Regions from separate parts of the Homo sapiens genome. Here region 1 is linked to region 2. Evidence: read pairs that join two places in POLR2A ChIA-PET (ENCODE). Cell type or tissue: MCF 10A. All regions are shown on one strand. Links, peaks and the distances in the headings refer to the core of each region. The heading gives the core; the rest is flanking DNA. Region 1 has its middle 60 kb from the start of ACSL4. Region 2 has its middle 110 kb from the start of ACSL4.

The links. ChIA-PET counts read pairs that join two places held together with the same protein. Peaks named below come from ENCODE experiments on the same cell type or tissue, not always from the same donor. Only the 100,000 strongest peaks of a DNase experiment are listed, where the experiment ranks them.
Region 1: POLR2A ChIA-PET joins it to region 2 with 5 read pairs; 5 of 35 experiments call an interaction of 5 or more read pairs at or near these places.

What each region holds. Positions count from the first base shown.
Region 1 is chrX:109,791,213-109,795,611 of GRCh38, reverse strand. No RefSeq gene overlaps it. Among named protein-coding and RNA genes, the nearest start is that of ACSL4, 60 kb to the right of the region's middle. In MCF 10A, for the core only: no CTCF peak of the experiment used is centred there; a DNase peak (open chromatin) is centred at 2,211.
Region 2 is chrX:109,845,516-109,849,914 of GRCh38, reverse strand. No RefSeq gene overlaps it. Among named protein-coding and RNA genes, the nearest start is that of ACSL4, 110 kb to the right of the region's middle. In MCF 10A, for the core only: no CTCF peak of the experiment used is centred there; a DNase peak (open chromatin) is centred at 2,464.

The DNA of each region.
Region 1 (4,399 bases), core at 71-4,070, 54 kb after region 2:
TATTCTGGCCACCATCTTGCTCTGCCAACCTTGGTTATCTTGTCCTGATTCCAGACTTCCAATTTTGTCATAGCCATCTATTTCTGTGATCTTCATCGTATGTGAACCTCCTTGTGTATCCAGCTGTCCTGGACTTTGTAGCCTTGGCTTTTGTTTTCCAGTCCCAGACACTCATCCTGGTCCTTGATATTGTCAGCATTTATGTTCTTAGTTTTGACACAGGGCCAACCTGGATTTGGTTGTGCCATAGGTACATTGCATGTTTGGTACACTACTAAGCCCTTTCAGGATTCATATTGAAGACCTTTCCTCCCGTTCCAGGGAGTCTCACCTCACTCATACCTCGCTGGTCCTCCTGTGTCTCTACTCTTAGGGTATCCCTTGTTTCCAACTTTTCTAGATTGTTTCCTTCAAAAAAATATTGTGTAGCTTCATGTCCTAATTTCTCACCTATACATTTTTATTCAATTAGTTCATATTAATAGTTACCTGACTATCCCTTTTCTCCCTGCAAATCTGTATGTAGTCTATATGGGGACCTGATGTGGAAAATGCTTTTACTTGAAAGAGGAACTTTAATTGGATGTAGGGGGATTGTTAGGTACTAAAGTAGGTAGTTGTGGAGAGGCTGAGATGAGGCTCAGCAGATGGCTGAGGCTTTGGGGCCCCTATTTAATCATACTAGCATATCTACTTTCTAAAAAATTAATTTAAACATTTTTAGGCTGAGCGTGGTGGCTCACGCCTGTAATCCCAGCACTTTGGGAGGCTGAGGTGGGAGAATCACTTGAGGTCAGGAGTTCGAGACCAGCCTGGCCAACATGGTGAAAGCCTGTCTCTACTAAAATACAAAAATTAGCTGGGTGTGGTGGTGCACACTTGTAATCCCAGCTACTCGGGAGGCTGAGGCAGGAGAATCGCTTGAAACCGGGAGGCAGAGGTTGCAGTGAGCTGAGATCACGCCACTGCACTGTAGCCTGGACAAGAGTGAAACTCCATCTTAAAAAAAAAAATGTATTGTGGTAAAAGAATACATAACAAATTTTAGCACCTTAACCATTTTAAGGGTACAGTTCAGTAGTGTTATGTATATTCACGTTGTTGTACCACAGATCTCCAGAACTTTTTCATCTTGCAAAACTGAAACTCTGGCCACATGTGGTGGCTCACGCCTATAATCCTAGCACTTTGGGAGGCCGAGTCAGGTGGATCACCTGAGGTTGGGAGTTCGCGACCAGCCTGACCAACATGGAGAAACCCCGTCTCTACTAAAAATACAAAATTAGCTGGGCGTCGTGGCACATGCCTGTAATCCCGGCTACTTGGGAGGCTGAGGCAGGAGAGTCGCTTGAACCCGGAGGCAGAGGTTGTGGTGAGCCAAGAGTGCGCCATTGCACTCCAGCCTGGGCAACAAGAGTGAAACTCCGTCTCAAAAAAAAAAAAAAAAAAAAAACAAACAAAACTGAAACCCTATACCCGTTAAACTGTAACTCCCCTTTTCCCCTTCCCCCAGCCCTGGGCAACCACCATTAGGAGTATACCTACTTTTGAATTGAGTTGGCCCCTGCTCACAAAAGGCTCAGTTGGGATATTAAAGGAAGACCACACTGTTTTTGTTGTACTTGTTGTTGTTGTTGTTTTTCAACCCAAAATGATTGATAGGGTTTATGGTAGAGATCAGGGACCTGCTCTACCAATTCTATTCTAAGCGGCAGGAATGACCTAAGTAACCATGCCAGTTGATAATAAATGAAATTTGATGAACTCTAGAGGCAAACATGAGTGCTGTGGAAGACCACTTAAAAAAAAAAGGTTCCTTTGGATCTTGCAAGTTCTATGATCTTCCTCTAAATTGTAATAATTCATGTAATCATCAAACCTGGTCTTCCTCTATTTATGTAGTTGGCATTTTCAGGATATAAATACAATAATAGGCTTGATGGTGCTGAGTACATTTCAATAAGAGAAAATAACACTATTAAGTCTATTCAGTGATAGGCGTTAACTTGATATAGCCTTTCTATAGGTATTTTTCAGTTGAATTAAAAAGAAGATAAATATCTCTTAATTAGTACATGAAACGCCTTCAGCATCAAGTAAAGAAGAAAATCCAAGAAGACCAAGGGAAAGTTTGCTTGCCCAGAGGGTTTGGCTTTTGAAGCATTAATCTCCTGAAGGAAGCTCTGAATCACCTTCCTGTGTGTTTTACCATCCCAGAGGAATGTGAGCACACCTCTAGAACCAAGAAAAGGCTTTAGGTCCGTAGGTTTCACTTGCTTATACTTGCCCTGTGGTAGTCTGAAAAAAAGTCCTCTCTCAGGTGTGTTTGTTTTGTATCATTTAAAATAATATAGCTATGACTTGCCTATCATCCCAAGACAATTTTCAGCAATAAACTTCCATATATGATTATTGTCCATATTAATTTTTCTACCAGCCCACACATTCTTCAAGAGGCTCATTCTGACTTCATCCAAAGCAAAGGCACAAGTGCACTCCAATGTCTATTGTGTTTTCACCATGGAGTGTTCAGAGACATGAAGACTGCCTCTCATGGCGCACACTTTGGGGCATAGGTGGCATCAGGGCAGGGGTCATGCAGCAGAGCAGCAAGGTGAGGGATAAGATATTAAAAGTCAACAGAGAGAATGGGTTAGAAGACCAAGAGGTTAGACAAGGTCTGAGGGCTTCAGCCATTCTTGGGGGAGAAAGTGGGGAAGGGTCCTAAATCCAGAAAGATGGAATTTAAAGAGCAGTGACTGTGGGAACTTCATGACCTTCTTGTGTCTCATTTTATTATCAGCAAAGTAAAAGAATCAATCAATGTTATAGGTTAAGTTGTGTCCCCTCCCAAAATAATATGTTGAAGTCCTAACTACTAGCACTTCAGAATGTGACCTTATATGGAAATAAAGTCATTGCAGATGTAATTAGTTAAGATAAGGTCATACTGGAGTAGAGTGGGCCCTTAATTCAGTGTAACTGGTGTCTTTATTAGAAGAAAAGAGAAACACACAAAAAGAACTCCATGTAAAGCTAGACATAGAGATTGGAGTTACGCAGCTGCAAGCCAAGGAATGCCTGGTGTTACCAAGAGCTGGAAGAGGTAAGAAAAGATCTACCCCTAGAAGCTTCAAAAGGACTGTAGCCCGGCTGGCACCTTGATTTTGGACTTCTAGCCTCCAGAACTACGAGAGAATAAATTTCTGTTGTTTCAAGCCATCACAGTTTGTGGTATTTTGTCATGATAGCTCTAAGAAACTAATACAGTCAACATCTAAGTTTTCTTTCTGCACTAACACTTTCTGGCCCTGATTTAGAAAAGAATTTCTGATGGATATTGCAGTTTAATTGTGCCAGGCATATTTAATATTCAGTGAAATATAGATGACTATTCCAGGTAGCCTGATGAAATGTATGTTGATCGTAAGTTTTCTTTTCTTTTCTTTTCTTTTTTTTTTTTTTTTTTTTGAGACAGAGTCTCGCTCTGTCACCCAGGCTGGAGTGCAGTGGTGTGATCTCAGCTCACTGCAACCTCCACATCCCGGGTTCAAGCAATTCTCCTGCATCAGCCTCCTGAGCAGCTGGGACTACAGGCGCGCACCACCATGCCTGGCTAATTTTTGTATTTTTAGTAGAGACAGGGTTTCACCATGTTGGCCAGGCTCATCTCAAATTCCTGACCTCAAGTGATCTGCCCGCCTCAGCCTCCCAAAGTGCTGGGATTACAGATGATCATAAGTTTTCAAAGCTCATTCTGGAGAAAGCCACACCTTGCCTAAAAGGTGACATTTTATTTGGCTCCCTGTGGAAAAAGCAATGCTTCCAGTTGGAGATGTCATGCTGGAAGATAGCATGCTTGTTCTGGCTCCAAAAAATTAATGAGTTTTCAAAATGCCTATTGTAGTGGGGAAAAAAAAAGAGTAAAACTCTGTATGATGTCTCAGGCTGAAGTAAAATAGGAAGGAAGAGTGAGAGACACCTCAGTCTGCAGTCAGGAAAAGGAAATCAGAAGAGGTAAGGGAAGAATAGTCTTTTTATTTGAGTCATTAGGTAATTCCTCAAAAGATCAATTCAGGGTCCAGAGAAAGAAGGTACAGCATGTAATGTGTGCAGATAGAAACAGGGACAAAAGATAAGTCATGTTTTACTCTGGTTCATAGTAGTAGGTGATAATAATAATAACAGTTGTGAGAGGCAATCTGCCATGGTCCCTGAACATCCCTGCATGCTTTTGTTGAGTATGCAAAGCCTTGCCTACTCTTTACTTGGGCCATTTCTTCTCTTTCCCTCTCTCAACCTGCTTCTCAAGTTTCCAAGGAAAGGCCATTTCTAAGACATTTGTTTCCAGTGTGCATCAGAGAGGAGACAAGATCTTCAGGGACAAAGAGCAAGCTTG
Region 2 (4,399 bases), core at 293-4,292:
GATTAAAAAATGTCCTATCCATTCTAAAGCAGTCCCTAGGGAAATTTTTAAATTATTCTGTTACATCTAAAATTTGTTGTAGTGCAGTCAACCCCAAAAGAGCCTCATAAACATCTTGCCTCTGTGTGGGGCCATTCTGAATTTGGATGCCATCCGGTGATTCTTGACTGGCTGACATGTTTCTGGGATTACCTGTGACAAGGTAGAATTCAGCTTCAGTGAATATCTGCTCTGATCACTCTCACAGGCTAGGCATTGCCTGTGTGTGTGTGTGTGTGTGTGTGTGTGTGTGGTTTGTTACAAGGTGAGACTAAGTCCCTCTTTCTGTCTTTCCATTTGCTACTTACCGCCTTGGTGCTTCTAAAAGTGACCCTTATGAAAGCAGCTCATCTTCCGAGTCAGCCTTGCTCTCAATTGTCGTGGAGTTTCCCAAAGTACCCTGTAATTGCCTCAATACTTCCCTTCACTTTAGCAAAATTGAAGTGTGTCGTAGGTTTCCACTTTTATTCTGATCCTTAGGTCTAATTACATTTACAACCTGGGCTAGGATATTTGTGTAACTGTTGTTTATGCCTCCAAATTCAAAATTATTTATAACATGGTAGATTGTAGAAATCTGATTTGCAAAATCTTTAGAAGACATCTAGAAAATATCATTTTTAGTAGGTTGATTCTTCTCTAGGGGGAACATGTAGAGATCAATGGTATTGGAAATGAGAGCAGCTCTTCCCTACATTGCCCAAAAACCTAAAAATGGAAAAAGCTGGATCAGCCCCCTTCTTCAGCTCAGGAGTCTATCTTTCACAGGGCCTCCAAGGGATGAATTGGCCTCTTGAATGTCAGCTACCATTCCTTTAATACTCCATTGTGGGTTTATTAATAGTACTTTTTTTGTGCTTTTTTGGGAATGTGACTTATATTGCCAGCTTGTGCTGTTTCTCATGGTAATGGATTCTCTCCACTGCATAAAATCAGACTTCCCTTGATTTGGCTTAAAATCACCTCATAAACTTAAAAGGCATTCTTTCTTTTTTCTCTTTTGAAATTCATTGTTCACTCCACGAGGCTCTTTGTGATTCTCTAGGTTTCTAACGTGTCCCCTGCCCCACACACAAGTCTCTCTGATTGAACAGCAGCTAATCTTTTTAATCATGCTTCCTTTATGCCATATGGCAACCCCTCCCCTTCCTGTGTCCTTAATCTCTTTCTATGCCTTTCTCTAGCTCTTCCTCCAACCCCTCCCCTTCTGTTAGGCAAATCTTTCTGAAAGGGCAGTGACCCAGACTGTCCCCAGGGTATGGCTAATGGGGTGATTGCCCTGACCCTGCACTCTGAGAGTTCCCACCCAGCAGCGGAGACCAGAGACCAGGTGGTTGGTGGATGGAGGGGGTGGAGGGGAGCAGGGAAGGACAAAGAAGCTGGAGCCTTTACTCAGAGGAGTTTAAAAAGATCGATGTACTCATGAATACATTAAAATGAGTGGCTAAGTTGAGGCGGGCTGCTTAGATATGGCACCATCTCCTTCCTTTAAATCCTCCCTATTCTTGCTCTATGAGACTCCATGAGAGCCCCTCACCTTCTTTGGTCTCCAAGTCTCTCCTCCATGCTTATTTACCACATTCAATTTAAATAAACATACTTCTTTTTGCGGGGATGCACGTGGGGCCCACAGTTCACTGGGGGTGGTATACCAATGAAGAATATCCTGGCACAGACGCTAGTTGTTTCAGATAGAGAGGAGGCTAGTTTCTGGACCCTGATGGATAAAGAAGATGAACAATCCCTTGACTACCTTTGTGCCCAGACAGTCCCATGGGCCTGAGCTTCTGTCTCTGGGCCTTGAGTATTATTATCCGCTCAAGAGCTAAACTGAAAGATGTGAGTCAAAAAACCTAGCAAAGTGTTCTGAATCAGCCATGTTTCCAGGGATAACGGACTAATTGGTCTGAGCCACAGATTGCATTAAAGATTCCCTTAAAGGACTGCTTTCCAAGTGACTCAGGGTTGGATTTTCTAAATGATTGTCTGGGTTAGGCTTAGAGGTGAAGATGGGGGTAAGTAAAAGTGGAGAAAGTAAGGAGGAAAGTGAGGTGCTCCATACATACACACAGAATACACCTTTCAAGGACATCTCTTTCTCTCTGCTCCTCTGTCCTCACACCAAGGAGTGTCTCTCTCTCTCTCTCTCTCTCTCACAGACAAACACACACACACACACACACACACAAACACATTCACACAGTCAGAGCAAAAGTGATCGTACAGGATTCCCTGCAGTAGCATCTAGTCCACACTGTTTCATGACTCATTTTTTTCTCTGAATCTGAAGTCTAGGCTTACATGTTAAAGGAATTCCTTTCACTAAAGGCATCTTTCCTTCCTGGAATTTGGGCTGGGTACACTAAGTAGAACTCCCCCGACACACACTTAGTAAGGCCCCATGACATTTCTCCAACAGCCACCTCTCCTGAATTATGCAATTGCACAATGAGCTTACGAAAGCAAAGAATGAACTCCTACAGGAACCTTACCCAGATGTCATTTGAACTTTTCCCTAGTTTTCCAAGGAGATCCTTGTCTTGGCAAAATAGTAGGATTAGGTAAGCTGGGCAACTTCCTATCTTACTATGTTCTACTTAAAAGACACTCTGGTCTCTGGCATATCCAGAATCCCTGATTTCCTCACTTTCAACTCTAAGTTCTGTTTGCCAACTGAGTAAATGATGTGAATTGAAACTTTAAGGTTCATATTTTCTAGTGAAACATCTCCCGGGTCTTTGGTAAATACATATCAATGTTAGATTCATATTTAAGAGTTGTTACATACACTTAACATTTAGATATGCAATTATCTGAGGAAAAAATTCACTATTCTGGCATTTGATGGGTGAAAGATAATGTTATTAGAGCCATAGATAAAAGTACTCTCATATACATATCTGGGTTTGGAAAATCTTGGCTTTTCAAGAGAAAAATGCTTTTTTCACTTACTGTACGATTCAGCTAAAAAGCTTCCTGTAAACTAGACCAAGTACCACCTCTTCCACGAGGCCTGGGTAAGTTCCATTGAATGTTCTCGGAGTCACATGCTGAGCAGAAAGTTGAGCTGGGTTTTCCCTGCACATCCTGGATATTATCCCATTTATCTATTCTAGCCTGATCATGAGAAATAGCAGTAAAGGAAGACAGACTACCAAAAAATGTGAGAACAAATATGTTTGCAGACCTTTATTCAGCAGACAATGTCTTGTACCTAGAAGACACATAATGAGTGTGTATGGAGTTGAAGAATGATGTTTAGACAATGAACTTGGTTCTATTTACCTGCCATTCAAATCTTCAGGAGGCTGCCAGGATGAAATGCAATACTCCAGTTACTACTAAGTCAAGTCCCTCAGAGATGCTGAAGAAATCTCCAGAAGATTCAAGGTATCATATCTTAATCCCACCCCCACCACATCCCCTACTGTCTCTGCAGTAAACATAGCTCTGGAGAAGTATAGACTGACCTTGGGTTTCATCTTTCCTTAAAGTTGTTCAAACACCTTTTTTTTATTATTATTATTTTTAAAAGATGTTTATTTAGCTCAAGGTTCTGCAGGCTGGAAAGTACAAGAAGCATGGTGCCGGCATTTGCTCAGCTTCTGATGAGGGCCGCGTGGTAGGTCAAACCATCTCAGGGAAAGTCAAAGGGGAAGTGGACTCATGCAAAGAGATAAAACTAAAGGAATGTCCTGGCATTATTACAACCCATGCTCCTGGGAACTAATTCATTTCCATGAGAACTAATGAAGTCTTATTGGAGTGAAAACTCACTCACTATCAAGAGAACACCACCAAGTTATTCATAAAAGATATTCCCTGGTGACCAAAACACCTCCCACTAGGCCCCACCTCCTGACACGGGCACATTGGAGGTCACAGTTCGCATGAGTTTTGGAAACACTTAATTTTAAAAGCAAGGGCCTGGTCAAATGATATGCATATGGATTTGTCAACCAGCTACTTTGAGCAATGATCATAACCATGAGGGCTGAGGTAGAGAAGGTTGGAATTTGTAATCACCGGAAAAGCAAAAGCCCTGACCACATCCAAAGTGTGACTTTCTGGTACAATAGGCTTCTGGAAGTAGATGAATCTGGGTTTTTCAAGGTTGTCATCTTAGCAAGGGATGAACTTGGATTGTTCAGGTTTCCAAGGAAGCCCGAAGTATACCCAACGGTTCTGTGAATATAGTGATGATTCTGAGAAATCTTAGAGTCTAAAAGTTTATGGTAGAGTAGGTAGGGTATTCTTATGGTGATGTAATGAAATTGTAACTGGCCAAAACTCCAGAAAGTACCAATGATGTCCTCAGCCCAGGAAATGTCTAACCCCTGCCTCTTTCGTTCCATGTGAT